2 separate regions of the Homo sapiens genome follow, and region 1 is linked to region 2. Evidence: read pairs that join two places in POLR2A ChIA-PET (ENCODE). Cell type or tissue: GM12878. All regions are shown on one strand. Each heading gives the region's core, and the rest is flanking DNA. Links, peaks and the distances in the headings are about the cores only.

Evidence for each region. Peaks named below come from ENCODE experiments on the same cell type or tissue, not always from the same donor. Only the 100,000 strongest peaks of a DNase experiment are listed, where the experiment ranks them.
Region 1: POLR2A ChIA-PET joins it to region 2 with 5 read pairs; 1 of 35 experiments calls an interaction of 5 or more read pairs at or near these places.

What each region holds. Positions count from the first base shown.
Region 1 is chr15:74,445,831-74,461,047 of GRCh38, reverse strand. It overlaps UBL7 (ubiquitin like 7), which reads left to right. Exons shown (of 11, transcript NM_032907.5): 1 at 1-11; 2 at 2,152-2,364; 3 at 4,377-4,496; 4 at 8,670-8,752; 5 at 9,528-9,612; 6 at 10,189-10,246; 7 at 10,979-11,112; 8 at 11,373-11,422; 9 at 11,695-11,862; 10 at 12,448-12,570; 11 at 14,821-15,071. The coding sequence starts at 2,181. The coding sequence ends at 14,958. Among named protein-coding and RNA genes, the nearest start is that of UBL7, 7.7 kb to the left of the region's middle. RefSeq lists enhancers at 257-346, 1-647, 803-1,322, 1,323-1,842, 6,558-6,607 and 1 more. In GM12878, for the core only: no CTCF peak of the experiment used is centred there; no DNase peak of the experiment used is centred there; H3K4me3 peaks cover 451 bases; H3K27ac peaks cover 1,583 bases.
Region 2 is chr15:75,119,220-75,134,436 of GRCh38, reverse strand. It overlaps LOC124903530 (a long non-coding RNA gene), which reads right to left and starts at 3,501. Exons shown (of 2, transcript XR_007064721.1): 1 at 3,251-3,501. It also overlaps LOC124900369. RefSeq lists enhancers at 2,992-3,241, 3,412-3,471, 3,512-3,701, 13,416-13,916. In GM12878, for the core only: no CTCF peak of the experiment used is centred there; a DNase peak (open chromatin) is centred at 9,056; H3K27ac peaks cover 2,354 bases.

The DNA of each region.
Region 1 (15,217 bases), core at 4,853-7,352, 670 kb after region 2:
CCACTGGAGCGGTGAGGTCGCCACCGGATAGTGTTCCTGCCCCATTACTAGCGATCTGTGACCTTGGGCCAGTGATTTTACTGAGTCTTGCTTCCCTCATCTTTAAAATGTGGCTAATGCCTGCCTTAGGGAACCGTTGTGAGGATTAAGTGAGACATGGTATATAAAACGACCTCCTTCTGGCATAAACTTGAGGTGGAAGATACCTTGAGGATGCTTGAAGGTCTGCTAGGCAGCTTCACAGCCTTTTCTTTCCTCTTCTCTATCAGAGGTCTCTTTGGAAGCAATAATGATGACTATAACAAGAACTTATCTTGCTTTGCAAGATTCTTCCGCCGTCAGAGTTTCTGATTTATTTTCTGGGGTTCCATGTATGCCAGGTATGGGGACAAGGATGAAGAAAACTTTAGTCTTTTGTTTTCAAGGGCATTCAAGAATTGGGGTGGAGGAGGGGGCAAGCAGATATTTGTAGCCCTTTTGTTCTGAGGGGATGTGGGAACAACAGAGGAAAGAGAGGGGACTGAGGTTATTGAATCTGTGTTGGTTTCGGTAGGAGTTTGCTAAAAGGCCAAAAAGGGAAGAGAAATTACATGCAGAGTTAGATGAGCAGAGGTGTAAAATAGGGGAGAGCTTTGTTATGAGTGTGTACTTACATGTTGTGGAGGTCCTTTGCAGGGGTAGGGCTCTGTTGGGGAATGAGGCTGGCAGGGAGTTTTGTAAGCCAGGCGATGAAGTTTAGACTTAATTTATATAGATGGTTTAGAGGTATTGGAAGAGGTCTTTTTCTGGGGGGCCGGGGTGGGGCAGGGAGGGACGGAGTCTCTGTCGCCCAAGCTGGAGTGCAGTGGCGCTATCTCGGCTCACTGCAACCTCCACCTCCCGGGTTCAAGCAATTCTCCTGCCTCAGCCTCTCAAGTAGCTGGGATTACAAGCGCCTGCCACCACGCCCTGCAAATTTTTTCTATTATAGTAGAGATGTAGTTTCACCATGTTGGCCAGGCTGGTTTCAAACACCTGATCTTAAGTGATCCGTCCTCCGCGGCCTCCCAAAGTGACAGGATTACAGGTGTGAGCCACCGCGTCTGGCTTTTTTTTTTTTTTTTTTTTTTTTTTTTGCGACAGAGTCTCTCTCTGTCACCCAGGCTGGAGTGCAGTGACGTGATCTTGGCTCACTGCAACCTCAGCCTTCCGAGTAGGTGGCACTACAGGTGCGCACTACCACGCCCAGCTAATTTTTGTATTTTTAGTAGTGACGGGTTTCACCATGTTGGCCAGGCTGGTCTTGAACTCTTGAGCTTAGGCAATCCGCCCGCCTAGGCCTCTCAAAGTGCTAGGGTTACAGGCATGAGCCACCGCGCCCAGCCCGACATTGGAAGAGTTCTAAGCAGAGAAGTGACTTGGTCAGATCTGTGTTTTAGAATGATGGGTTGTGGCCAGGCGCAGTCGCTCATGCCTGTAATCCCAGCACTTTGGGAGGCCGAGGCAGGTGGATCACGAGGTCAGGAGATCGAGACCATCCTGGCTAACACAGTGAAACCCCGTCTCTACTAAAAGTACAAAAAAAAAAAAAAATTAGCCTGGCGTCGTGGCGGGTGCCTGTAGTCCCTGCTACCTGGGAGGCTGAGGCAGGAAGGCAGGAGAATGGCGTGAACCTGGGAGGTGGAGCTTGCAGTGAGCCGAGATCGCGCCGCTGCACTCCAGCCTGGGCAACAGAGCGAGACTCCGTCTCAAAAAAAAAAAAAAAAATGATGGGTGTTGTTAGGTGGCAGCATAGATATTTGATAGGGAGAGGCAAGAGGCAGGGAACTTGTTATAAAGCTGTTCTACTGGTTCAAGCAACAGTTGAAGAAAATTGGAAAAAGGGGCATACAGAAGGGAGAGGGTTAGATGATCTCTCTCACAACATTCCTATTAGATTGGATGGCGTTTTTATGTCCACGTTAGGGATGAAGAAACTGAGGCCTAGAGAGCTGTCCATCACAGTATGAGTAGAGAGAGAACCCCAGATTCTAGTTCTGGCCTCCTGATGGTACGCCCTATGCCTCTTCAACAGTGTCACATTGAATTGTCTTTCATTCAACCCTTTGGTGGGTGGGGGTGGAGTAGAGTGGTGGTCTGTCTTTTAACCACTGAGGTTTTGTTCTTTTACAGGGAGAAAGAGAGAGCGCGAAAGAGAGAGGATGTCTCTCTCAGACTGGCACCTGGCGGTGAAGCTGGCTGACCAGCCACTTACTCCAAAGTCTATTCTTCGGTTGCCAGAGACAGAACTGGGAGAATACTCGCTAGGGGGCTATAGTATTTCATTTCTGAAGCAGCTTATTGCTGGCAAACTCCAGGAGTCTGTTCCAGACCCTGAGCTGATTGGTGAGTCTCTCTGGACTGGGGTTGGGCTGCTGCTCTGATCTCTTTTGGGGGAGGATACTTCTGGAATTACAAGAGTAAAGTAAGGGCTTGGGATTTGTTGCCTCATAATGTTAACACTCCAGGGAAGTGAATGTTGGGTAAATAGAAACACAAATCATATAATGAAACTATTGGTTGCCATTTCAGCCATGTATTATACTGAACTACCTTATCACCAGGTTCTTTATGACATTGTCTTGTTTTTTGTTTTTGTTTTTGTTTTGCTGTGTAGCCCAGGCTGGAGTGCAGTGGTGCGATCTCGGCTCACTGCAACCTCTGTCTCCTGGGTCCCAGTTCAAGCAATTCTGCCTCAGCCTCCCGAGTAGCTGGGATTACAGGCACACACCACCATGCCCAGCTAATTTTTGTATTTTTAGTAGAGACATGGGATTTCACCATGTTGGCCAGGCTGGTCTTGAACTCCTAACCTTGTGATTCTGCCCGCCTCAGCCTCCCAAAATGCTGGGATTACAGGCATGAGCCACCGCTCCTGGCCAACATTGTGAATTCTTTTTCTGAAAGAACAGAAGTTTGGGATGAGTTAGGAAAGGAGAAGTTGGTCAGGGGAGGCTCCTCAGTATATTTGAGGTAGGTCTTCAGGGATGATTAGAAGGATTTTTGCTTGGTTGACTGAGTAAAGGAAAGGCAGTAAAAAAGAAAAAGTGGCGTGGGCAGTCCAGGTGGAGGAGGGAGGAATTTAAATATAATTAAATTACACTGAAAAGGTAATTTTTAATAGCTAAAGGATCCAACTGGCAAGAAAGATGTTTTCAGTCATACCTGGATTGGGTTCATCCTATTTTGTTGTTTTTCCATTGATTTAAATTGGGCAGCCTCCACAATGTTAAACTCCAGAGTTTTTCTGTGGATAGATTCTGTGTGAATCCTTTTTTTTTTTTTTTTTTTTTGAGACGGAGTCTTGCTCTGTTGCCCAGGCTGGAGTGCAGTGGCGAGATCTCAGCTCATTGTAACCTCTGTCTCCCAGGTTCAGGCAATTTTCCTGCCTCAGCCTCCTGAATAACTGGGATTACAGGCCCGCACAACCACAACTGGCTAATTTTTGTGTGTATGTGTGTATATATATATATATTTCTTTTTTTTTGAGACAGAGTCTTGCTCTGTTGCCCAGGCTGGAGTGCAGTGGTGTGATCTTGGCTCACTGCAACCTCCGCCTCCTGGGTTCAAGCAATTCTCCTGCTTCAGCCTCCTGAGTAGCAGGGATTACAGGCGTCTGCCACCATGCCTGGCTAATTTTTGTATTTTTGGTAGAGACGAGGTTTACCATCTTGGCCAGGCTGGCCTTGAACTCCTGACCTCAGGTGATCCACCCACCTCGGCCTCCCAAAGTGTTGGGATTACAGGTGTGAGCCACCGTGCCCGGCCCTAATTTTCGCCATGGCCCAGGTTTCGCCATGTCGGCCAGGCTCCAAAAGTGCTGGGTTTATAGGTGTGAGCCACCACATCTGGCCAGATTCGATGTAAGTCCATTTTATGAGTTTATATTTGCAAATAGTTGTTGAAATGTATTTAATTGGCTAGGCATGGTGGTTCACGCCTGTCATCCCAGCACTTTGTGAGGCTAAGGCAGGAGGATCCCTTGAGCCCAGGAGTTAAGAGACTAGTCTAGGCAACATGGCAAAACCCCGTCTCTACAAAAAACTACAAAAATTAGCTGGGTGTGGTGGCATGTGCCTGTAGTCCCAGCTACTCAGGAGGCTAAGGTGGGAGAATTGCTTGACCCCAGGAGGTTGAGGCTGCAGTGAACCGTGATGGTGCCATTGCACTCAAGCCTGGGCAACAGAGTAAGACCCTGTTTTCCAAAAAAAAAAAAGTATTTGTTAAGTTATTGAATAAGAGTATCTTTTAAAACATGTATCATTCTCCAGCTATCTAATCAAAATAAGGTTCTCGGGACAAAAACCATGTAAATTTGTTTTGAGGAGCAAAATATAAGTGGACAGTTCTTTTTTTAGATCTGATCTACTGTGGTCGGAAGCTAAAAGATGACCAGACACTTGACTTCTATGGCATTCAACCTGGGTCCACTGTCCATGTTCTGCGAAAGTCCTGGCCTGAACCTGATCAGAAACCGGGTGAGTGAGGGGCAGCCCTTAGGCAGGCAGAGTTTCTGTAATATCCGCAAGGGAAGGATCTGTGTGTTCTTGAGGCACAAGCCTGGGTGGAACAAAGGGATGATTTACTGAGCTGATGATAAATGATATCTTTATTACTTATTGGATTAGACCATGCTGATAAACAGAGTCCAATTTTGACCTTCTTACTGCCGGCATCACTAATGGAAGATTTGTTTCTCCATTTTGTTTTTTGTTTTTTGGTTTTTTTGAGACAGTCTCACTCTGTTGCCCAGGCTGGAGTGCAGTGGCACAATCTTGATCTTGGATCACTGCAACCTCCGCCTCCCAGGTTCAAGTGATTCTCATGCCTCAGCCTCCCGAGTAGCTGGGATTACAGGCATGAGTCACCATGCCCAGCTAATTTTTTTTTTTTTTTTTTTTCTGAGACGGAGTCTCACTCTGTCTCACAGGCTGGAGTGCAGTGGTGTGATCTTGGCTCACTGCAAGCTCCGCCTCCCGGGTTCACACCATTCTCCTGCCTCAGCCTCCCAGGTAGCTGGGACTACAGGCGCCCACCACCAAGCCTGGCTAATTTTTTTTGTGTTTTTTAGTAGAGACGGGGTTTCACCGTGTTAGCCAGGATGGTCTCGATCTCCTGACCTTGTGATCTGCCCGCCTCGGCCTCCCAAAGTGCTGGGATTAAAGGCGTGAGCCACTGTACCCGGCCTTCAATTTTTGTATTTTTAGTAGAGACGGGGTGTCTCCATGTTGGTCAACCTGGTCTCGAACTCCTGACCTCAAGCCATCCACCCCACCTCAGCCTCCCAAAGTACAGGCACCATTCCTGGCTTGTTTCTCCACTTTCTAAGTTTGTCATCCACTGTTTCCTAATGGGACAGGGAGTTTGTGTCTACTTAAACTCCTTTAAGTTAACAGTTTATTTTTTAGTGATACAAAGTAAACTTTGTATCCTTTTGTTATTATCGTTGTTCTCATTAGAAAAAAGCTGGAAACTTTTGGCACTTTCCTAATGCTGCAGTTTATTCCCTTGTTAACAAATCTTCCTACAAACTGCCTCAGGTGGTGATTTGTTCAGTTAGCTAACTGCTCTTGCTATACTGGTATTTTCCTGAAGATATTCAAAGAGTATTTAAATAGCTCTTGGAGAAAATATACAAAGCCTCAGATGCCTTTTTGGTTTATAAATAGAAGGTGCTTGGAATTCATGATTTAAATTTTGCATGTGTGTTTTAAAAGCCTCCCTAAGAATAAAGCTAAGCTGTGTAAAAGAGATTAGCTTTGTTACACTGGCAGGTTGACATCTTTTTATAATGTTCATGATTGCTGTGACTAGTTATCAGTTTGAAATTTACCCCCCTTTCAGTTCTAACTGTAAAAGACAAAAATGTCTTTCATACCCTGATGGGAAGTGAGAAAGAGGAACAGAGTTCCTGACATCCAGAGGTTGGCCTGGCACTCACAGCCAGGCCCTGGAATCCTTTTGGGGATCATGAACAATTGTACAGATCCCCAGTAGCAGTCAAGGCCACTCTGAGACCACTATGGATTAAGACAAAAACAAGATCCCTATTATTGCTGAACAGAAACACAAAAACATGAGCATTATCCAAACCACAAAGGTGACCAAGTATCTTTCTATCTTGGCTGATGAGAGTAACAGCTGCTTCTTGGCCAATTACAGCTTCCACCTTGCTCTAGTTTTCCTTCCTTCTAGGTAAGAGTTATTAAGATACTCAATTATAAAATCACTCCCACTGCCTGAAAGCATCCTATCCAGAGTAAAACCTCACTTCTTTAAATTTTTCCCCAAATCAGCCAGACAAAACCAAAATCCTGTAAGAAGTCCTTTCTGGCCGGGTGCAGCAGCTTACGCCTGTAATCCCAGAACTTTGGGAGGCCGAGGTGGGCGGATCACCTGAGATTGGGAGTTCGAGACAAGCCTGACCAACATGGAGAAACCCCGTCTATACTAAAAATACAAAATTAGCCAGGCATGGTGGTGCCTGCTTGTAATCCCAGCTACTTGAGAGGCTGACGCAGGAGAATCGGTTGAACCCAAGAGGCAGAGGTTGCAATGAGCCGAGATCACGCCATTGTATTCCAGCCTGGGCAACAAGAGCGAAACTCTGTCTCAAAAAAAAAAAAGTCCTTTCTAATATCCTCTTACTGAGACAGCCCACGGTTTCCTGTGGTGTGCATTCTTCTCTCTGTACTGAGCAGTAAACCCAACTTGTTTAAATACAGATATGCCCCTCAGCTCTTTGGCTGGAGGGCATTAACAGAAGGAAAATAACATTTGTGGCTTCTGTGAGCCAGGTTTTTTCCCTTTTATACCTCATTTAATCATTACAGTGGCCCTGCAGGGTAGGTAACAGCATTAGCATCTTATGGAGGAAGAAAAGGGTTAGGGCATTTATTCAAGGTCAGCTACTTAGAAAGTGAATGCAAGAGCTGGGATATGGACCAGGGGTTTTCCTGGCTCAAGAGGAAAACCATTTCCACTGGGCTGGCTGCGTTCCACTTCTAAAGGATGAATTTAGCTCAGAGATCTTACAGTGACAGCCATGGCTCTTAGCTGAATAATGGCTTAAGATATTAAGAGTCCTTTTCCTCCCACCTTCTACCTGGAGGATTATTTTTGAAACAAATGACCTTTTTATTGGAAGGTTACAATAAACTTTTAGATCTGTAAAGAAACTGTTTTGTGACAGTGTTTTAGATATTTGCTCCTTGAGTGCTTTTCTTCACAAAGGAATCACATTTTGTGTTCTCCCACAGATTAGGGCCTATAGGAGAAGAACCCATTGTTGTCTGTCTTCCCACCTGGATCTCTTTGGTAGTCCTCCATGGCGGGTTACAAATCCCTTCAGGACGTCACCTTAACCTGCTGTTTGAGCTGGAATGTGTACCCCAAGCTCCAGCCACAAAGAATGACTTGCTGTTTGTTCAAAGCACCACATTCTTTTATTCTCCCATGCCTTTGCACATGTTCTCATTCAGGCTTGGAATACCTTCACCCCCCCAGTAAATATCAGCTCTCTCTTTGATACCCATTTCAAATGGTCTCCTCTGGGAGGCAGCTGTCTATCTTCACCCTCCCTCTCAGTGGTGCCTGTCTGCCTTTGTGTTCCTGGTACCCTAGCTGGGATCCACGTCTCTGTTGAGGTCTTCAACGTGGCATTTTGTAATTGTGTATTTGATGTAGTCTCATTTCTCCTCCTGCCCTAAGAGTTCCTTGATGGCAGGGGTTCTTATTTTTCATATTCTAGTTCCTTGCCTAAAGCCAGGCATGGAGTAAATGCTTAGTACATGTTTGTTGAATGAATAAATTAGGTAATTTACTTAAGATGACTGTTTTTCAAAAGACAGCCTCATGATCAGGACTGTCGATAAGGATGTGGCTGCCACCCTGAACCCCAGGGGTGCTATTCACCTTGCTTTGGGAGTGGTGCCCTGGAGTTGGGCAGTACACAGTCAGTACAGTCACAAGTAGTGGTCCTTCGTGAGGATAACCATACTTTAAAAAGTGTGACCCAGGGCTGGGCACGGTGGCTCACGCCTGTAATCCTAGCACTTTGGGAGGCCGAGGTGTGTGGATCACTTGAGGTCAGGAGTTTGAGACCAGCCTGACCAATATGGTGAAACCCCATCTCAACTAAAAATACAAAAATTATCCAGGAGTGGTGTTGCACACCTGTAATCCCAGCTACTCAGGAGGCTGAGGCACGAGAGTTGCTTCAACCAGGGAGGTGGAGGTTGCAGCGAGCCGAGATTGCGCCACTGCATTCTGGCTGGGCAAGAGGTGAGACTGTCTGAAAAACAAAGGCAAAAACACCAAAAAACAAATGTTATTAGTCTAGAATTCCTGCAGTGGTATGTTGATCAGAGCACCGTTTTTCATGTGGTAAGAGTCTCCTCTGCTGCAACTTGAATTTGTTTGTTTATCTGTGCAAGATGCTTACAAGTGAATGTAAAGATGCTTACTAGCAGTTTTCACATCCATGGCACAAATGGGTTTTTCTGAGCAGGCACTCACATTCTTAAGGGGTGATGAGGGAAGGGAATGCACAGACCAGGCTGCTCCTTGGCACATGCTGAAATGATGTTGCCATGTCTGTGGCAGAGACAGGACCTGCGCTATAGGGTAACTCTGAATGTCTTGTCCCCCAGAACCTGTGGACAAAGTGGCTGCCATGAGAGAGTTCCGGGTGTTGCACACTGCCCTGCACAGCAGCTCCTCTTACAGGGAGGCGGTGAGTGTGTGCTGCGGCCCCCAGCCAGGACTGTAGGAGAGGGTGTGAACGCTGGCTGGCGAGTGGTGTGGAGTGGGAGCTGGAAGCCCGTTGCCATGGCAACCAAGAGTTCCTTGGGGAGTTTTTGCCATGTCTGTGGGCCTCAGTAGAGCCCTGTCTTTCCCCAAAGAGCCTGTCTCAGTCAGGCGTTGTTGATTCCCTCTAATGATAATAATACAACCTGCCCGTATGGTGACAGCCAAAAGATCCTCATACTGTTTCTGCTGGGCCTCATTCTTCGACTTTGGCTGAACTGCCTGCTTACTGCCCCTTGACCTAGATGTCCTCACTGGGGAAGTGGGCTGATGTCTTTCTGTAGGAGAGTTGAGAGGCAAAATTAGTATAGCTGTGAACTTAGCGATATATACAAATATGAAATAGTAATTGTACAGAGATTGAAAAGGACTTTTGGATTGGAACCTAGAGAAACCTTTGTTACCGGGCTTGTAATGAGAGCTTTTATTTTGGAAGCACTAAACTGTAGGTGGGGAAAAGGAGCACAGAGATTTGAAGGTTTACTGTGGTCTTGCCTTTTTTTTTTTTAAATTGTTTGTTTCCCCTCCAGTAAGCTAAGATCTTAGAGCAAAAAGAGGTTCATCTGTTTCTGGGGCTATTGTTCCATTGTGGTGATGTACATGCAAGCACTTAGAGGGAGGAAGTCCTTTGGCAGAGTGTGGGCATTTGATGAGTACATTGAGCTGGTTGGAGTGCTCAGCCCCCGCCATTTCTCCTGCAGGTCTTTAAGATGCTCAGCAATAAGGAGTCTCTGGATCAGATCATTGTGGCCACCCCAGGCCTCAGCAGTGACCCTATTGCTCTTGGTAAGTGCAGGACTGAATTTGAGGAAATAGGAGTTGTCGGAAAAGGAGAAAACAGGAGAAGACAATTCCTCTAAAGAGACTTGGACTATCTTTTGAAGAATGACTGGTCTTGTGGGAAGAGGGAGAGTAATCAAGGTGTGTTTGATATCCCCAGCCCTTTAAGAGCTCTCAGTCCCACAGAGAGATAATGGCCTAACTAACATCGTAAATAAGGGTATGAGGATGCCAAATGAGGATAGCAGTTAGCCCACATCACAGCAATCAGGGAAGGCGTCCTGCACACCCTGAGTAAGGGAAGAACCCAGAGATACGGGAGAAAGAGACAGGTGTCTTGGTACCCAGTCTGTGATGTGACTAAAGTGCAGGGGAGGTGGAGAGCAGGGGACCATCCTCACTAGACCAAGATGAGGAGTACCTGAATTGTATTGCTTGGCGCTTTGCTTCCTCTACTTCTCATGAAGATTGGCTTGTTGTCCTGTGTCCCTGTTGAGCTGGTTGCTCTGAGACGCAAAGCCTCTTCTCCCTCCTGGATCTGGCTGATTTCCTTTCTTTGAGGTGAGCTCTGCTCTTTTTCAGGGGTTCTCCAGGACAAGGACCTCTTCTCTGTCTTCGCTGATCCCAATATGCTTGATACGTAAGTGTACCTGTCCTATTAGAGGGTACCTTCTCTCTCCTCGTGCTCAGGCCAGAAGCCTAATTGTCACCCTGCAGTCTGCTCTGGGAGCCCATCCATAGTCTGTCACCAAGTCTACCCCTTAGATACGTCAGGGGGTGAGAAAGAGCAAAGCCCAAGAGCAGGGCTTTTGTCAAGAGTGCTGGGAGGAAGCAGGATTCTGAGGGAAAGGGTCTTGTCTGCCAGGCTCAGTTTAGGTTTCGTGTGGTAGAAATTAGGGAGCTTTTCAAGGATTTTAAGCTGGCAAAAGGAGAAGCAGGTGTACAGATCCGTAAAGTGTCAAAGCTAAAAGGGACATGTCCTCATTTTGCAAGTGAAGAAAACAGCCCCACCCTGGGAAGAGAAGGGACCAGTCCAGGGTTGCCTGATGTAGTAGTGGTGCCTAGACCAGACACTCCTCATGTGCTCAGGCCAGAACCCTGAGCCTCCCAGGCTGCACCTTTCCCATCATGCCTTGCCTGTGGAGAGGGTGAAGAATCTGCAGCGGACCCCAGGAATTTGAAGGCCTTGCACCCGTTGCTGGGGGCAGATCAGCAGGAGGATAAAGCTTCCTGGTGGAAGATGCTAAAGACTGAGGAATTTGAGAGCAGGCACAGGTGGCTGCATTGTTGTGAGGGGGCACCCAGAACTCCTGTTATGGCTGAGGGTGCTCTTTTGGAGTCACCCTTGGGTTTCTTCCTGCTTCTATCCTAGGTTGGTGCCTGCTCACCCAGCCCTCGTCAATGCCATTGTCCTGGTTCTGCACTCCGTAGCAGGCAGTGCCCCAATGCCTGGGACTGACTCCTCTTCCCGGAGCATGCCCTCCAGCTCATACCGGGATATGCCAGGTGAGCGCCTGAAAAGTGTAATGTGGGCCCCTCAGGAGCCGGCAGTGGCCCAGGAATTTGCTTTACTCAGCAGCTATGTATAGCGTTGGCAGAGGGCGTTCCTTGGGAACTCTCGGTTTGAGTCAGGAAGTGCATCTGTCCTGTAATTTTCCGAGGGGAGAGATGAAAATATGAATTTGGAGAGTAACTTGAGCTGAGATTCTGGAGCTGCGCCTGTGCCTTTCTGTTCTTCCTCCTGAAATCTGTTCGTCCTCCTCCAGGTGGCTTCCTGTTTGAAGGGCTCTCAGATGATGAGGATGACTTTCACCCAGTAAGTGGCCTGCCTGCCTGCCTGACATGCTGACATGTGGGGGAGATGGTGCTGGGAATGAGCTGCATCCTGGGACCTGGCACTCCCAAGGCTGGGAGATGGACATACGCCATTGGGGGGCCAAGACCATGTCATACTATTTCTGCTTTTGGATTCCTTTCTGAACCTGGGAACTTAAGAGTTTCCCCAAGAACTATTGCTGGAGGTGGGTGGAGTTCATCTGGGAGTTTCACAGTACTGCTTCCCTGATTCTGAGTGTCTTCTTTCTCCAGAACACCAGGTCCACACCCTCTAGCAGTACTCCCAGCTCCCGCCCAGCCTCCCTGGGGTACAGTGGAGCTGCTGGGCCCCGGCCCATCACCCAGAGTGAGCTGGCCACCGCCTTGGCCCTGGCCAGCACTCCGGAGAGCAGCTCTCACACACCGACTCCTGGCACCCAGGTATGAAGACGGGGCCGGGAAGATCAAGGCTGGGCCCCCAAGGAACAAGCTCCCCAGCAGTAGAGTAGATTTGCCTTTGCTGACCCTGGTGCTAGATCTAGTTTAAGCTGAACCCTGGAGTCCTGGTGGGGATTTCTTACTGCAGCTTGAGTGACCTCCCCTTCACTTGCCTTGAGGACTCAGAAGTCTAGATTTTAACATGGTCCCGTGTAGTCCCCCCTATTAGTTCAGAAGACTCTTCCTGCACACAATATGCCCTTCCTCATCCCTGACAGGGAGCAGACATCACCAGCTTAAGCATTTCTGGGTGACAAGTCACTTCAGCTTTCAAGGCCATCTCTCCCAGTGCTGCAGTGCTGGGGTCCTAGGCTGGGACAAGGGGCTCAGTGCAGAAGAGAATGGAACCTTTCCTGCCCACATAGAGAGCTTCTAGTTACCTTTGTTTGGTTGTCTTATGGCAGGTCTTTGTTGGGAGGCAGAAGTTGGGTACCTCAGGAGTGCTGTGAGGTGATATGACAACAGCGAGCATCTGCTATAAGATTGAGATGGCGCTGAGGGTGGCACTGACCACTAATTTGTCTCTAGGGTCATTCCTCAGGGACCTCACCAATGTCCTCTGGTGTCCAGTCAGGGACGCCCATCACCAATGATCTCTTCAGCCAAGCCCTACAGCATGCCCTTCAGGCCTCTGGGCAGCCCAGCCTTCAGGTCAGTCTTCCCCACGTCTTGGTTTCCATGTGGCTTCCTTGTTATTTTGGATGCCCAGCCTTTGTTTTGCTCTCTGGCGGTCCTTCACACCTGGCATGCTTCATTCTAGGAACAGCTGGAGCATGGCAGTGGGACAGGTGCAGAGTGTTCCTAGCAAGGGCACACTCTCAGACCATACACAGTGGTCACTAGGCTTCTCCTGCCCCTAGTGACCATGGCCTGACTCCCTAGACCACCTGGCTTAGATAATCATGGCCATTTCATTCATTCATTCAGTGATCATTGACTGAGCATGTGTATACTAGGCCTGAGTCCAGATGCTGGGCTAGTGGCAAGCTGGTTCTCATCCCTGCCATGGAGGGGCACCAGGCAGGCACTGAGCTGGGGAGCAACAAGGCAAGAAACCCAGCTGCTTGAAGTAAGGGCCTAGGTCAGACAAAACTTTTCTGAGAGAGGGGTATTTAAGCTGATTGTCAGAAGAATTAGTTAGAAGTTAGCTAGCCAGGGAAGGGGGTTTGAGGTAGGAAGGGGCTGATTTCCAGGTGAAGACAGCTACCTGTTTGTGCACATGTGTGGAGGTATATGTGACATACTCAAAACTACAAGGCTAGGATGCAGTGTCCAGTGTAGAAGATCCGCAGATGGGGCCAGAGAAAGAGCAGGAGCCTACGAGAGGGGCTTGCATGCCAACCTGCGGAGATTAGACTTGATGACTTGATGTAGCAGTCACCAGGGATCCCTGGGAGGCATTGATTGATTGATTGATTGATTGAGACAGGGTGTCACTCTGTCACCCAGGCTGGAGTACAGTGGTGTGATCACAACTTACTGTAGCCTCAACTTCCTGGGCTCAGGTGATCCTCCCACCTCAGCCTCCCGGGTAGCTGGGACTACAGGTATGCACCACCATGCCTGGCTAATTTTTTGTATTTTTTGTAGAGATGGGGGGGTCTCCCTATGTTGCCCAGCCTGGTCTTGAACTCTTGGGCTCAAGCGATTCACCCACCTTAGCCTCCCAGAGTTCTGGGATTACAGGTGTGAGCCACCACACCTGGCCCATGGGAGGCTTTAAGGAGGAGAAAGGTCACCCTAGCAGCTAAGTGGAATACCTGAGGGGCCAGCATTGTAGTTCACAGCTCCATGCATGAGCAGTTTGGTTCACGTCTGTTTTCCTCTATTCCACATAGTAAGCCTATGGGTAGAGCATCATCCCTGGAACTTGTCTGGGGTCATAAGGCCATGAAGTCGTAACGATAGGGTTCAAGCCTGTGTGGTTTTCACTGTTCCATGTGGTCCTTGTAGACAGTGAGGGAACAGAAGCAGGATTCGTGAACAACTTGTCTTCTCCATTCTTGCATCTCCCCTGTTGCTAGATGCCTGTTTACTTTATTCCCTAGCTCAGAAGCTTTCACTGGTTCCACCTGGCCTGTAAAATGAATTCAAATTGATCTGTGTGCATTTTTTTTAAGCCCTCCATGTTCTCATCACTGCCTGCCTCTTTGACTTTGCTTTTCTTCCCCTTTGCATTGCCTTCTTCCCACATGTGAACACGTTGTTTTCCCTAAATTGTGCTCATCCCTGCTGTCATGAAATAGAGATATTAATGAAGCTATGAAAGTACTAGAAGAAAATATGGGTGAATTTCTTCAAATCCTTATAGTAGGGAAGGGCTTTCTTGGCTGAAACTCAGTATCCAGGAGCCATTAAATAAAAGTTATGCATTTTGGGTTTGTAAAAGCGAAAAATTTAAAACATCTCTTACAGTCCACAAATAGATATACCTACTATATACCACAAAAATTTAAGACATTTAAAAAAAGGTGAAAATTTCTGCGTGGCAAACCAAACCAAACAAAAAACCGAAGCAAAGTCCAAAGGCTAACAAACTGGGAAAAAAATCTGTAACACTCATCACATAAAGAGCAAAATCTTGCTGTTGTGTGTGTACACATAGCAAGAGAAAGAAAGTAATTTAGCCTCTTGGAATTCAGACAGTGAATAATTTGTACATTCTCTTTTGATCCTTATGCCAAGAATTTCCTTTTTTTATTGTAAAACTTTGGATTTGTTCTCTTAACCCTCAAGCCTATCTTTTAGTCTTCCTAGAAGCACCGTGTTCTGTGGAACTCAGCATCAGCAGCTTTGCTGAGGACTCCCCCATCTTCCTTTCCTTCCCCGGAAAGCACAGACCTAAGTGAGTCTTCACTGGATCCCAGCTAACAGCTTCTGCCCATTCCTATCTTTCCACAGAGCCAGTGGCAGCCCCAGCTGCAGCAGCTACGTGACATGGGCATCCAGGACGATGAGCTGAGCCTGCGGGCCCTGCAGGCCACCGGTGGGGACATCCAAGCAGCCCTGGAGCTCATCTTTGCTGGAGGAGCCCCATGAACTCCCTGCTTCCCCTGAACCCCCAGCAAGTTGCAGAGGCTACTGCCCTTGGGAGGCACTCATGAAGGTGCCTCCATCTCTCCCTTCCCCAATATACCTGATGGTCAACTCTCCTGCTTTGTCCAGTTCTTGACCTTTCTGGCTGATCTGAGTTGGTGGAGGCAGTGGGGCAAACAAGGTGTGCTGGTCTTGATGCTGTGGCATCAAAGCAGGGCTGGCCCCTAGTTCTGGGCCCTGGATGGAGGATGTTAGACCCTAC
Region 2 (15,217 bases), core at 7,732-10,231:
GGCCTCAGCCTCCCAAGGTGCTGGGATTACAGGCATGAGCCACGGCGCCCAGCCGGAACAATGAGTTTTAATGTAACAGTATGAATATGTCATTGCTATGGTTTCAGATTCTACATTGCTTTGAGAAACTGCTGCTTGTCCAGTCGATGTGCTATCAAAGAATACCCACAAAAGGCTATTTAAAGTCTCTTTTTTCTAACTACATATCTTACTGACATGAATTTTCTTCACATACTCCAACCAAAACAATGTATTCTGATAGATCGAATGCAGAAACAGATATGAGAATGAAGATTTTTCAATTAAGTCAGATATTAAAGAGATTTGCAAAAATGCAAAACAAAGTCATTTTTCTCACTAAATGTTTTTGTTTTGGAAAGGATAGTTACTTTTTACAAAACTGTCATTTATATTAACATATAATTGCTTTATTGTTGTTATTTCCTTTCTTTTTTTTTTTTTTGTTTTTGAGACAGGGTCTTACTCTGTTGCCCAGGCCGGGGTGCAGTGGCACAATCTCGGCTCACTGCAACCTCCGCATCCTGGGCTTAAGTGATTTTCCAGTCTCAGCCTCCTGTGTAGCTGGGACTACTGGCACACACCACCACCACACCTGACTAATTTTTTTGTGTGTATATATATATATAATTTTTTTTTTGAGATGGAGTCTTGCTCTGTTGCCCAGGCTGGAGTGCAGTGGCACCATCTCGGCTCACTGCAAGCTCCGCCTCCCGGGTTCACACCATTCTCCTGCCTCAGCCTCCCAAGTAGCTGGGACTACAAGCGTGTGCCACCACACCCAGCTAATTTTGTGTATTTTTAGTAGAGACGGGGTTTCACCGTGTTAGCCAGGATGGTCTCGATCTCATGACCTCATGATCCACCAGCCTTGGCCTCCCAAAGTGCTGGGTTTACAGGCATGAGCCACCACGCCCAGCCTAATTTTTGTATATTTTGTAGAGATGGCATTTCACTATGTTGGCCAGGCTGGTCTCGAACTTCCGAGTTCAAGTGATCAGCCTGCCTTGGCCTCCCAAATTGTTGGGATTACAGGCACGAGCCACCTCGCCTGGCCTATTGTTATTTCTAAATGAATTAATATGTAAATATTTTTTAAATTTCTTAGCTTTAATTTCTGATAACCCTCATTAATGAAAATGTTTTTGGGGACACTGAGTAATTTTTAGAGTGTAGAGGGGTCCTGAACTTTGAGGGGTTCTTCAAACGCAGAACTTTGAGAACCACTACAAAACAGAGTGAATTAACTTTCCATCCCACTACACAATCTCAGCCTGCTGAGACAACTACTGTGGTCAGTGTACTATGTACCCTTTCCTATATTGTATGCCTTTATACCCAAAAGGTATCCACAATTTATTTATTTTTATTTATTTATTTGTTTGAGACAGGGTTTCGCACTTGTTGCCCAGGCTGGAGTGCAATGGCATGATCTCGGCTCACTGCAACCTCTGCCTCCCGGGTTCAAGTGATTCTCCTGCCTCAGCCTCCCAAGTAGCTGGGATTACAGGCATGTGCCACCACACTCCACTAATTTTTTGTATTTAGTAGAGATGGGGTTTCACCATGTTAGTCAGGCTGGTCTCAAACTCCTGACCTCAGGTGATCCACTCGCCTCAGCCTCCCAAAATGCTGGGATTACGGCGTGCACCACCGTGCCCGGCCAGGTATTCACAATCCTGTACCTGGCTTTTTTCCGTAGGAAAAGAATAGACCATGGAACCCAGCCCATATCAGCGTACATACGACTGCTCCAAGTTTTCCTGGCTGGATTGTGTGCCTATTATATGGACGCAATGTAATCTATTCAACCATCCTGCTGCTGCTGGACATTTAGGTTGGTTCTCATTTTTTAACAAGTTCAGGCCCAGCGCGGTGGTTCACGCCTGTAATCCCAGCACTTTCGGAGGGTGAGGCGGGCGGATCACAAGGTCAGGAGATCGAGACCATCCTGGCTAACACGGTGAAACCCCGTCTCTACTAAAAATACAAAAATTAGCCGGGCATGGTGGTGGGCGCCAGTAGTCCCAGCTACTTGGGAGGCTGAGGCAGGAGAATGGCATGAACCCAGAGGTGGAGCTTGCAGTGAGCCGAGATCACACCACTGCACTCCAGCCTGGTCAATAGAGCGAGACTCCGTCTCAAAAATAAACCAGTTCAAACAATTATGTAATGAACATCCTTGGAAAAGTTTTAAGCAGGTAAGTGATAGGATCAGATTTGCTTGTTTAAAATGTCACTCTGAATATGTAAGCTGCTGAAATCTGAACAAGATCTATGGATTGTATCAATATCAATTTCCTGGCTGTGGATATTGTACTATTGTGCAAGATGTTGCCACTGAGGAAATGAGAAGGAAACCAGGTGAAGAGTACATGGAATCTGTCTATATTATTTCTTATAATGCATGTGAATCTATAATTATCTCAAAATAAAAAATTTAATTAAAAAATTGAGGCCCGGCATTGTGGCTCACGCCTGTAATCCCAGCACTTTGGGAGGCTGAGGCAGGTGGATCACCTGAGGTCAGGAGTTCGAGACCAGCCTGGCCAACATGGTAAAACCCCTGTCTCTACTAAAAATACAAAAAATTAGCCAGTTGTGGTGGCAGGCACCTGTAATTCCAGCTACTTAGGAGGCTGAGACAGGAGAATCACTTGAACCCAGGAGGCAGAGGTTGCAGTAAGCTGAGATTGCGTCACTGCACTTCAGCCTGGGAGACAAGAGCAAAACTCTTGTCTCCAAAATAAAAAAGAAAAAAAACACACGTATTAGGATAATTAGTATCAAAATAACAGAAAATAACAAGTGTTGGCAATAATGTGTGAAAACTGGAATGCTTCTGCACTGCTGGTGGGAATGTAAAATGGGGCAGCTACTATGGGAAACAATATGGAAGTTCCTAAAACACTAAAAATAGAACTATCCTATGACCCAACCATCTCACTTCTGGTTTTACAGCCAAAATAATTGAAAACAGGATCTCAAGGAGATATTTCCACACTATGCTTACAGCAGCACTAGTTGTAATAGCCAAGAGGTCAAAAGCAACCCAAGTGTCCACTGACAAATGGATAAAGAAAATGAGGTATATACATACAACGGAATATTATTGAGCCTTAAAAAGGAAGGAAATTCTGACACATGCTACAACATGGTTGAACCTTGAGAACATCTTATTAAGTGAAATAAGCCAGTCCCCAAAACACAGATACTATGTGATTCTACTTACATGAGTTGTCTATAGTAGTCAAATTCATAGAAACAGAAAGTAGAATAGTGGTTGTCAGGGGCTGGGGAGAGGGAAATACAGAGGTGTTAGTTTCATGGGTATAGTTTCACTTTTGCAAGCTAAAAAAATTCCGGAGAGCTCTTCCATAACAATGCGAATTTAACTAACGGTACTTAACTCTATACTTAGAAATGGTTAAGATGGTAAATTTTGGCCAGGCACAGTGGCTCACGTCTGTAATCCCAGCACTTTGGGAGACCAAGCCAGGTGGATCACTTGATGTCAGGAGTTCGAGACTAGCCTGGCCAACATGGTGAAACCCTGTCTCTACTAAAAATACGAAAATTAGCCAGGTGTGGTGGTACACGGCTGTAGTCCCAGCTGCTCAGGTGGCTGACGCAGGAGAATTGCTTGAACCCAGGAGGCAGAGGTTGCAGTGAGCCGAGTTCACACCACTGTACTCCAGTCTGGACAACAGGGTGAGACTCTATGCAAAAAAAACAAAAAAAAAAAACAACAAAAAAAAGGAAAGGGGAGCCAGGCATGGGTGTGGTGGCTCACGCCTATAATCCCAGCACTTTGGGAGCTGAGGCTGGTGAATCACCTGAGGTCAGAAGTTTGAGACCAGCCTGGCTAACATGGTGAAACCCTGTCTCAACTAAAAATACAAAAATTAGCTGGGCGTGGTGGCGCATGCCTGTAATCCCAGCTACTCGGGAGGCTGAGGCAGGAAAATAGCTTGAACCTGGGAGGCGTAGGTTGCAGTGAGCCAAGAATGCACCATTGCACTCCACCCTGTGCAACAAGACAAAACTCTGTCTCAAAAAAAAAAGATGGTAAATTTTATCTTATGCATTTTTTTACCATACACACAAACAGACAAAACTAGAGGAGAGCTAGTTAAAAAAAAAAAAAAAATCACTCTAGCTGCCACTAGGTTTGAAGGGGCTCTGCTAGTGGCAGGAAAGTCTCCTAGCAGGATGTTCTTTTGTCTTGATGAGAAGTGCTGGGGCATGAACAAAGGCAGTGCCCTGGATCCCCAAAGACTGTGAAAGATTGAATTATTTGTCCCTTGTAATATAATTATCCACCCACATCCTTGCCATGGTGGACAGAGAATACTTTCCCACCTTTTGATTTTGTGTTTGGCCATGTGACTTGCTTTGGCCAGTAGGAAACTTGTGAACCTGACATGAGAAGTTTTGAAATGTGCTTGCTCAGTTGGACATGCCTTCTCATGCTGCAGTAATCTGCCATGACAAGAACGTGCCCCATATAGCTGCTGCTCCTTCCTTCTGGGTCCAGGAATGAGTCTCCAGGAACAGGCCATAATCCCTGGGTAGCCGCTGGTCCCAGGAGAACGAGGGACATGCCGAGCAGATCTGAACTCAGCCTGCAGCTTGGAGTCTAGCCTCGATCAACCAAGGTACGATTCAATTTCAGCTGAATTGTACAGCTGACCCACAGGTCATGAGCGTGACAATAAAGGATTATTGTTTGAAGCTTCTGAGTTGTTGTGGTTGTTGTTTCATACAGCACAACGACCCATTTTAGAATGGCACTTAGTAGGCTTTTACAACCTCAACCATTGTTCTGCTGATAGCAAAGCTTTCCATCCAGCAATACTCAACATCCAAACACAGAAGACATGGCAAAAGCAGGGGGGAGTGCTGAGGTGGTTAAGTTCATATACAGAGTGCTGGTGAAAGCACAGGGTGAAGAATCCCTGGGGGTCACTTCCTAGATGGGAGCACAGTAGCCTAATACCTTAGCTGTAGCTTCATCAGTATGTTGGTATGGATCGCTGTAGGAACACGTGATCAACAGCTCTTAGCATCATCTTTTTGGAGTGACTTGAGTCTTGTGATTGAAATGATTCTATTTCTTACTGGTTGGGATTATTTAGTGAAGACACTGTTTGGAACAGATATTATCATTATCCTGTTCCTGGGCCTGTAACCCCAGCACTTTGGGAGGCTGAGGCAGGCAGACCACAAGGTCAGGAGATCGAGACCATCCTGGCTAACACAGTGAAACCCCCTCTCTACTAAAAATACAAAAAATTAGCCGGGCGTGGTGGCGGGCGCCTGTAATCCCAGCTACTTGGGAGGCTGAGGCAGGAGAATGGCGTGAACCTGGGAGGCAGAGCTTGCAGTGAGCTGAGATCGAGCCACTGCACTACAGCCTGGGTGACAGAGCAAGAATCTGTCTCAAAAAAAAAAAAAAAAAGAAAGAAAGAAAGGAAAGGCAAGGAAGAAAAGAAAGAAAGAAAGAAGTCACTACTTTATCATATAAAAATCAATAATAAGTCATTAATGGAAATTATAATCCAGTTGGTGTTTTCTATTTCTTCAATTATAATTTTTTCTTTTTCTTTTTTTTTTTTTCTTGAGACAGGATGTTGTTTTGTCACCCAGGCTGGAGTTCAGTGGTTCAACTATAGCTCACTGCAACCTCAAACTCCTGGGCTCAAGTAATCCTTCTGCCTCAGTCTCCTGAGTAGCTGGAACTACAGGCGTGCACTACCATGCCTGGTAATTTTTTAAAATTTTTGTAGAAACAAGGTTTCACTTTGTTGCCCACTTTGTTAATCTGGAACTCCTAGCCTCAAGTGATCCACCCGCATCAGCCTCCCAAAGCACTGGGATTACAAGTGTGAGCCTCCATTCCTGGCCTCATTTTCTTTTTTAACAGGTGTTTGAATTAATATACAAATAAAGTCTATAAATAGGGCTTGGTTGATAAATCTTAAAACCTGCAAGTTTCCCCTCCGTCTCTTTTTGTTTTGTAATACTGTTTTGTTAAGGAAATTGGGGGATTTTTTTAATTTTGTTTTTGTTTTTTGGTTTTTTTTGGAGACCGAGTCTTGCTATCACCCAGCCTGGAGTGCAGTGGCGTGATATCGGCTCCCTGCAACCTCAGCTTCCAGGGTTCAAGTGATTCTCCAGCTTCAGCCTCCCGAGTAGCTGGGATTACAGGCGTGTGCCACCACACCCAGCTAAATTTTGTATTTTTAGTAGAGACAGGGTTTCACCAGGTTGGCCAGGCTGGTCTCGAACTCCTGACCTCAAGTCATCCACCAGCCTCAGCCTCCCAAAGTGTTGGAATTACAGGCGTGAGCTACCGCACCAAGCTGGAAACTAGGTTGTTTATCCTTGCAGTTTCCCACAGTCTGAATTTGGTTGATTGCAACCCTGTGGTACCATTTAACATGTCTTCTGTCTTCTGTATTTAGTTAGGGAGGCTTGAACAAATTCACGTCCAACTATTTTTTTCAAGACCACCTCCTAGATGGTGATATGTGCTTCCATCAGGAAGCACCTAACTTCTGGTTGTGTCTCATTTTGCAACATCTGCAGCCATGGATGATCATTACTTAAATTCATGAGGAATTGCAAAATAGTGACATTATAACTGTATTATTTCTTATTTTATTAACCTGCATATTTCTACAAAGTGAAACTTGCCCTCATTGATTATTTAGTTATCCTGAGAGATAGATCATATGCAAAAGACATGACAAATATTTAATGCTTTCCCTTTATTTACCAGCTGCCTAGCATCCCCCTAAGGTGAAAAACTAGTTATTTTTAAATATGTGTGAATCAGTGGATTTAAACATGTCTGATTGGTGTCAATCCATTGCAGTTATTAATCTTACTGGTGCTCAAAAAATCTCGCCTTTGGCTGGTGGAAGTGTATTCAGGTTGGCTCCTGTCTCCTTTTGACATGACCCGGGGAGTGTTTCATAGCATCCTATTTTATATGACAGGATATTTATGACTCATTCCTTATATCTCCTGTCCCCAAAATGCCCAGAGGCATTTTTCATCTGGATTGCTTGAAGGTCAGTGATGGCAGGAGGTAGGCTGACTCCCAGTTTGAAGACTTACAGAGCTACATGGACAGTGATGTCACTTGCAGATGTGGGGTCGACATTGAGGTTGGGGGACCAGAGTGGTCAAAGAAGACTGAGAGGGTAGCGGAGTGAGGGCAGACATCTCTGGCCATCCTGCAGGGCCGTGGGGACTTTAGCAGTGCAACTCCCGTCCACAGTAAGGGTGATGGCAGTTGCTGCAGGTGGCCACGGGAGGCTAAAGGCAATGGTACTACGAAGGCCCCAGGCATCTTCAGGCTTCCACATGGTCCATGGCACAAGTCACCACAGACCGCCCAAACCTGGGTTCACTTTCCTCTCTTGGCGCTTGTGCATGAGAAAGCTCCTGTCTTCTCCAAACATGGGTTGGCCCAAAAGAGAGATGTGTGTCCCCTTGTTACAGTCTGCTCAGCCTGCTAGTATAACACCCCAGCCCCCCCATACACACGCCTTTGTGCCTTCACCCCTGCACCATAAAGCACATGTACTCCATGCGTAAACACGTTTACGTATACGATGGTGTGCAGCTGCCCACTCACACGCACACATGCAGTGGTGTAGAGAAGGAGCCTTGGCGGTGCACTGTGGTCAGGAAGGCCTGCACTTGAACCTCCTTCGCTAGGCCATGGGTCTCTGGACCTCAGTTTACTGATCTATAAAACAAGATGTTGGCCTTAATGTCCCTCTGTCCCCAAGGTCCCTGTCTGTCCATGCTGACAATAAGGTTCTAAGTGTTTCAAAGTATATATTCACTCATAGAAACTCTGGGGACAGCCCCTTCCAAGCCTCCCCTAGTCCCCGTACCCACACATTTTAACCAGAAGAAGCCCTATACCTGGAATGCCCAGCCTTCAGGTTGCAACTTGCTTTTCACCTTGACTACAGCACCCGAGGAGACAGAAATGCTCACTGGGTGGCCCCCCCAGGCTGGGGTACTAGGGGGCAGGTGGCTCTGGCTTGGTACCCTCCTTAGGCCTGGATTTCTACCCACTTCCACAGGGCTCCAGCGGGGACAGTAACCAGTCTGCAACGGCAGTGGGCTCTCCCAGTTTGCCTCCCAGTTAGGATTTGCCAACACTGGCCATCTAAGGCCTACTGGGGTCCTTGCAGGTTTCCTGGGGGGATAGGAAAGCTCTGTGTGCTGACTGCCGCCCTGCTGGCCTGCAACCCTGAGCTCAGCTTACCCACTGCAATCGGCTGCCAAGGGGCACTGGATCTCAAGTGCTACTCTATATGAGTGTGTGTTTTGGGAGAAGTACTAGGGAAGAAGGGAAGGCTTTTTTCCATAGAAAGGCATGCGATGTAGTAAAAGTGGGGAAGCTTTGGACACAATCCTGGCTCAACAACTTATTAGGGGTGTCTAATCTTTTGGCTTCCCTGGGCCACACTGGAAGAAGAAGAATTGTCTTGGGCCACAGATAAAATACACTAACACTAATGATAGCTGATGAGCTTAAAAAATTTTGCCAAAAAAATTTTTATTTTATTTTATTTTATATTTTAGTTTTTGAGATGGAGTCTCACTCTATTGCCCAGGCTGGAGTGCAGTGGCACGGTCTCAGTTCACTGCAACCTCTGCCTCCCAGGTTCAAGCAATTCTCCTGCCTCAGCCTCCCAAGTAGCTGGGACTACAGGCATGCACCACCACGCCTGGCTAATTTTTTGTAAAAAAAAAAAAAAAAATTATAATATTTTAAGAAAGTTTATGAATTTGTGTTGGGCTGCATTCAAAGCCATCCTGGGCCGCATGTGGCCCGTGAGTTGTGGGTTGGACAAGCTTGACGTAAATACTATGTGGCCTTGGCCCCTTTCCAGGCCATGGTTTCCTCTTCTGTGAAAAGGGAACCAGTGGCTGGGAAAAGGGAACCAGAAGCCGAAGTGGGAGGATCACTTGAGCATAGGAATTTGAAATCAGCCTGGGCAACACAGCAAAACCTTGTCTCAATTTTAAAAATAAAAAATATATGAAAAAAGGGAACCAGAGTGACTATTTTAGGGTAGTTTTGAGAATTCACTGACATAATGCCTATAAAGCCACAGCAGGTGTCAGCCACACAGTAGGTGTTGAAAAGCTGGGAGCTGCTGCGTTGCTGCTGTCATTATTGACTGGCCTGTTTTTCAAAACAGGGCACAAAGTGAGTTATGGGAGCTCCAGAAAGGAATGCTTGGTTTCAATACTTAGCAAATAATAACAAAAAGAATATTGAAGTATATATAAACATTTTGAGGCCGGGCGCAGTAGCTCACGCCTGTAATTCCGGCACTTTAGGAAGCCGAAGTGGGAGGATCACTTGAGGTCAGGAGTTTGAGACCAGCCTGGCCAACATAGCAAAACCTTATCTCTACTAAAAATACAAAAATTAGCCGGGCGTGGTAGCACGCGCCTGTAGTCCCAGCTACTCAGGAGGCTGAGGCAGGAGAATCACTTGAACCCAGTAGCAGGAGGTTGCAGTGAGCCAAGATCGTGCCACTGCACTCCAGCCTGGGCGACAGAGCAAGGCTCCATCTCAAATAATAAAAATTTAAAAATAAAGTATATGTAAACATTTGAAAACAATGACCATTTATTTCTCTATCTGGAAATATGCAGACTAGCTGAATAGAGAAATCCCTTCCTAAAAATGCTGAATGAAATACCAAAAATGTGTGTGTGAAAGCACAGATAAAAGGGTGTTAAACAGGGAATCAGTCAGAAGCCAGAATAACAAGAGCATGACCCCATCAGGGTGAGCCTGCACCGGGGCCTGTGCTTTCTGAGACCCTGGGATGTAAATGGCCAGTGTGCCAGGCACCTCCTGGGCACCACTTCAGTCTGCTTGGCCCCAGTTCTGATTCTGGCCACTGCTGAGGTGATGAGTGTTCTGTGGGCCTCATGCAGGTGCTGCCTCACCTTGGGCACATGGGGCCCACCCCTCCCTTCCTGTCTGAGTCTCACTGACCCCACAGGGCAGATGCTCTCGGGAATCCCCTGAACCATTATGCATGCGCAGACCCCAAGTTCAGGGGAGTTCATGTCTGTGAGGCCACTCTTGACCAATGATTGACACAAGCAAATACTCATTGTGTCTTTTTTGTATCTCCCATTTCATAAGACTCCTTGGAAGATCCTATGGAATCAAGCACCTATCAGAGGTCCCCTTAAATAATGCGACCTTGTCCCGGGCTTCCCTCTTTCTTTCTCTCTCCAGCCCTCACTCCTACTCCCTGGGATTACTTCCAAAGTTAATTACACAAAAACCTTTGTCTGAGGCTTTGCTTTTAGGGGAAACAAAATGAGGAAAGAGAAGAAAAGACCTGAGGTCTGGTCCTGGGAAGTAGGTTATCAAAGATTTCCTTTCTCCCCCAAATTTGGGACTTCTCAAAAGCCAGTGCCCTAAGGGAGAAATGGGGAGAAAACAACTCAGCCACAGAAGACTTTGCCGTACCCACTTAGCTGTGCTGGAGAGGTAACACAGGCTAAAAAGAAATCCAGTAAAATGCATAACAAGCTGATATTCACACAGAGAAAAGCCCAACATCATATTCCCTATGTGATTGGAAAAACACTAAGCCAAAAACAATTTTTAAGTGGATCTGAGTTGGAAGTACCCCTAGGCGCCTGGCAAAAGCAAACAAAAATCCTTTCTGGAAGAATATATTTTAAACACAGATTCAAAGACTTCCCACAAAGAATTTCAAGGAACATAAGTTCATAATTAAACATCAATAAACTCAAAAAGAAACAAACCACAAGGGCATGAGTCAGCAGAAACAACGAATAACAAGATGAGACCCACAAATACTACATAAAATAGAATGATGAGATGCAGGATAGAAAATAAGTGTTTCAGGCCGGGCGCTCGGCTGTAATCCCAGCACTCTGGGAGGCCTGGGCTAGAGGATTGTTTGAGCCAGGAGTTCAAGACCAGGCTGGGCAATAGAGTGAGACCCCATCTCTCTCTCTCTAAAAAAAAAAAAAAATACATATATATACACATATATATACACACACACACGGAAAAATATATATTATATATTATAAATATATATTATATATTATATATTTTTATATATTTATAGATTATATAATTATAATATATAACTATATATGACATATAATATATATTATTATATATATATTTATTATATATATAGAGAGAGAGATGGAGTTTTGCTCTTATTGCCCAGGCTGGAGTGCAATGATGCAATCTCGGCTCACTGCAACCTCCACCTCCCGGGTTCAAGCAATTCTCCTGCCTCAGCCTCCGAAGTAGCTGGGATTACAGGCATGAGCCACCACACCTAATTTTGTATTTTTAGTAGAGATGGGGTTTCTCCGTGTTGGTTAGGCTGGTCTCGAACTCCTGACCTCAGGTGATCTGCCCACCTCAGCCTCCCAAAGTGCTGGGATTGCAGGCATGAACCACCATGCCCAGCTGAAAAAAAATTTTTAATATGTTTAAAGAAGTGTAAAACGGGCCAGGTGCGGTGACTCACAGCTGTAATCCCAGCACTTTGGAAAGCCAAATGGGTGGGTCACTTGAGGTCAAGAGTTAGAGACCAGCCTGGCCAACATGGCAAAACCCTGTCTCTACTAAAAATACAAAACTTAGCCGAGTATGGTGGTGCGTGCCTGTGATTCCAGCTACTCAGGAGGCTGAGGCAGGAGAATTGCTTGAACTCGGGAGGTGGAGGCTGCAATGAGCCGAGATGGTGCCACTGCACCCCAGCCTGGGCAACAGAGCAAGACCTTGTCTGAAAAAAAAAAAAAAAAAGAATTGTAAAGCGATACTGAAAATATGGCAAATAAACTAATTAAATTAATTAGGCATATTTGAAGATGAACCAAATAAAACTCTCAGGAATGAAACTATAATTATTAAGATTTAAAACCTCAAAAGAGGTTGGGTGTGGTGGCTCACACTTGTAATCCCAGCTCTTTGGGAGGCTGAGACAGGTAGATCACTTGAGGTCAGAAGTTTGAGACCAGCCCGGCCAACATGGCAAAACCCTGTCTCTACCAAAAATACAAAAATTAGCCGGGCATAGTAGCCGGCACCTGTAATCCCAGCTATTCGGGAGGCTGAGGCTTGAGAATCACTTGAACTTGGGAGGCGGAGGTTGCAGTGAGCCAATGTCACGCCACCACACTCCAGTCTGGACAACAGAGTGAGACTGTCTCAAAAATAAAATAAAATAAACAGTTTAAGAAATTACTAAAAATTCAGCAAAGAATGAAAAAATGGTGAAATATGAAAGAGAAGTTAAAAGACATGGAAGAAATCCAACATTTATTCCTGATGAAAACCTCTCAGCAAACTAAGAACTAATGGGAATTCCTCAACTCAATGATGGACATTCACAAAAACCCTACATCTACTGTCATATTTTATGGTAAGAAACTGAATTCTTTCACTCTAAGTTCAGGAAGAAGCAAGGATACCTCCTCTTAACACACCCATTCAATATTTTACTAGAGGCCCTAACCAGTGCAAGAAGTCAAGAAAAACAAATAAAAGGCCTACAGACTGGCAAAGAAGAAACAAACCTGTTTCTGTTAGCAAAATACATAATTGCCTTTATAGAAAATCACAAAGAATCTACAAAAAGCTCCTACAATGAATGACTTAAGCAAAGTTATGGGATATGAGGTCAGCATAGAAAAACCAATTGTGCCAGTGGGGCTATGGGTGGCCCCTTTTCTCCTCAGTCAGGGCTGGAGGCCAAGATCAGCCTTTGAGGATTATCAGGGCTGCCACAAGCTGGGCAGCCTTGTTTTCCTACCTCAGACATTTGTAGAAGGAAAAAAAAAATCAATTGTATTCCTATAGATTAGCAATAAATAAATTGGAAATTTTGAAAAGTACCATTTAGAACTGCATAAGAAACAGATTCCTACTTTGTAAAAATCTAACGAAACATGTGCAAGAGCAGTATGCAGAAAACAAAACAAAACCGATGAGAGAAACTAAAAAATATCTACATAAATGTTTATAAAGTAGAAAAATCAACATGGTTAAGTGACAAACTCTTCCCAATGCAACCAACAGAGTTAATGCAATACCAGTCAAAATCCCATCAGGGTGCCAGGTGTGGTGGCTCACACCTGTAATCCCAGCACTTTGGGAGACCAAGGTGGGCAGATCACTTGAGGCCAGGAGTTCAAGACCAGCCAAGTGATCTGCTCTGTTGTCCAGGCTGGAGTGCAGTGGCGTGATCTCAGCTCACTGCAACCTCTGCTTCCAGGGTTCAAGCGATTCTCCTGCCTCATCCTCGAGTAGCTGGGATTACAGGTGCACACCATCATTCCTGGGTAATTTTTGTATTTTTAGCAGCGGCAGGGTTTCACCATGTTGACCACGCTAATCTTGAACTCCTGACCTCAAGTGATTTGCCTGCCTCAGCCTCCCAAAGTGCTGGGATTACAGATGTGAGCGACTGTGCCCAGCCTTATAAGTAAATTTATAATTTACATAATTTAAATGCTTATGCTGCAATGGGAGACGAATCAAATATCAATAATCTAAGCTTCCACCTCAAGTAGTTCAAAAAAGAAAAGGAAATCAAACCCAAAGTAAGAAGAAGAAAATAATAAAGATAAGAGCAGAAATCAATGAAATAGAAAAAAACAATAGGCCGGGCGCGGTGGCTCAAGCCTGTAATCCCAGCACTTTGGGAGGCCGAGGCGGGCGGATCACAAGGTCAGGAGATCGAGACCATCCTGGCTAACACGGTGAAACCCCGTCTCTACTAAAAATACAAAAATTAGCCGGGCATAGTGGCAGGCGCCTGTAGTCCCAGCTACTCGGGAGGCTGAGGCAGGAGAATGGCGTGAACCCGGGAGGCGGAGCTTGCAGTGAGCCGAGATTGCATCACTGCACTCCAGCCTGGGCGACAGAGTCAGACTCTGTCTCAAAAAAAAAAAAAAAAAAAAAAGAGAGTTGGTGTTTTTTTGTGTTGTCTTTTGAGACGGAGTCTCGCTCTGTCGCCCAGGCTGGAGTGCAGTGGCGCCATCTCGGCTCACTGCAAGCTCCACCTCCCGGGTTCACGCCATTCTACTGCCTCAGCCTCCGGAGTAGCTGGGACTACAGGCGCCCGCCACCACGCCCAGATAATTTTTTCTGTATTTTTAGTAGAGACGGGGTTTCACCATGTTAGCCAGGATGGTCTCGATCTCCTGACCTCGTGATCCACCCGCCTCAGCCTCCTAAAGTGCTAGGATTACAGGCGTGAGCCACCGCGCCCGGCCTTTTTTTTTGTTTGCTTTTTGTTTTGTTTGTTTTTGAGATGAAGTCTCACTCTGTCGCCAGGCTGGAGTGCAGTGGCGCAATCTCGGCTCACTGAAACCTCCCTCTCCCAGGTTCAAGTGATTCTCCTGCCTCAGCTTCCCGAGTAGCTGGGACTACAGGCATGTGCCACCATGCCCAGCTAATTTTTGTATTTTTAGTAGAGACGGGGTTTCACCATGTTGGCCAGAATGGTCTCAATCTCTTGACCTTGTGATCCGCCTGTCTCAGCTTTCCTAAGTGCTGGGATTACATGTGTGAGCCACCGCCCCCAGCCCAAAAGTCGTTTTTCTTTTTTTAATGATCAACAAAATTGACAAGCTTTAATAGAGACCAAGAAAAAAAGAGAGAATACACAAATTGCCAAAATCAGCAATAAAAAAGGGGACTTCACAATAGACTATTTACCAAAAAACTACTGCTAACTTAATACTTAATGGTGCAGACTGAATGTTTTTCTCCTAAGATAAGGAAAAAGGCAAGGACATTCTCTCTCCCCACTCTTACTCAACATTACCCTGGAATTTCAAGCCGGTGAAATCAGGGAAGGAAAAGAAAACAAAGGCATGTAGGTAGGAAAATAATGAGTAAAAATGTCTTTAGTTGCAGAAGACATGTATGTAGATAATTCTTTGGAGGGTATTTTATTTTTCTAGTGATGGGGGGTCTCACTCTGTCGCCAGGCTGGAGTGCAGTGGCGCAGTCTCGGCTCACTGAAACCTCCCTCTCCCAGGTTCAAGTGATTCTCCTGCCTCAGCCTCCCGAGTAGCTGGGATGGACTATAGACATGTGCCATCATGCCCAGCTAATTTTTGTATTTTTAGT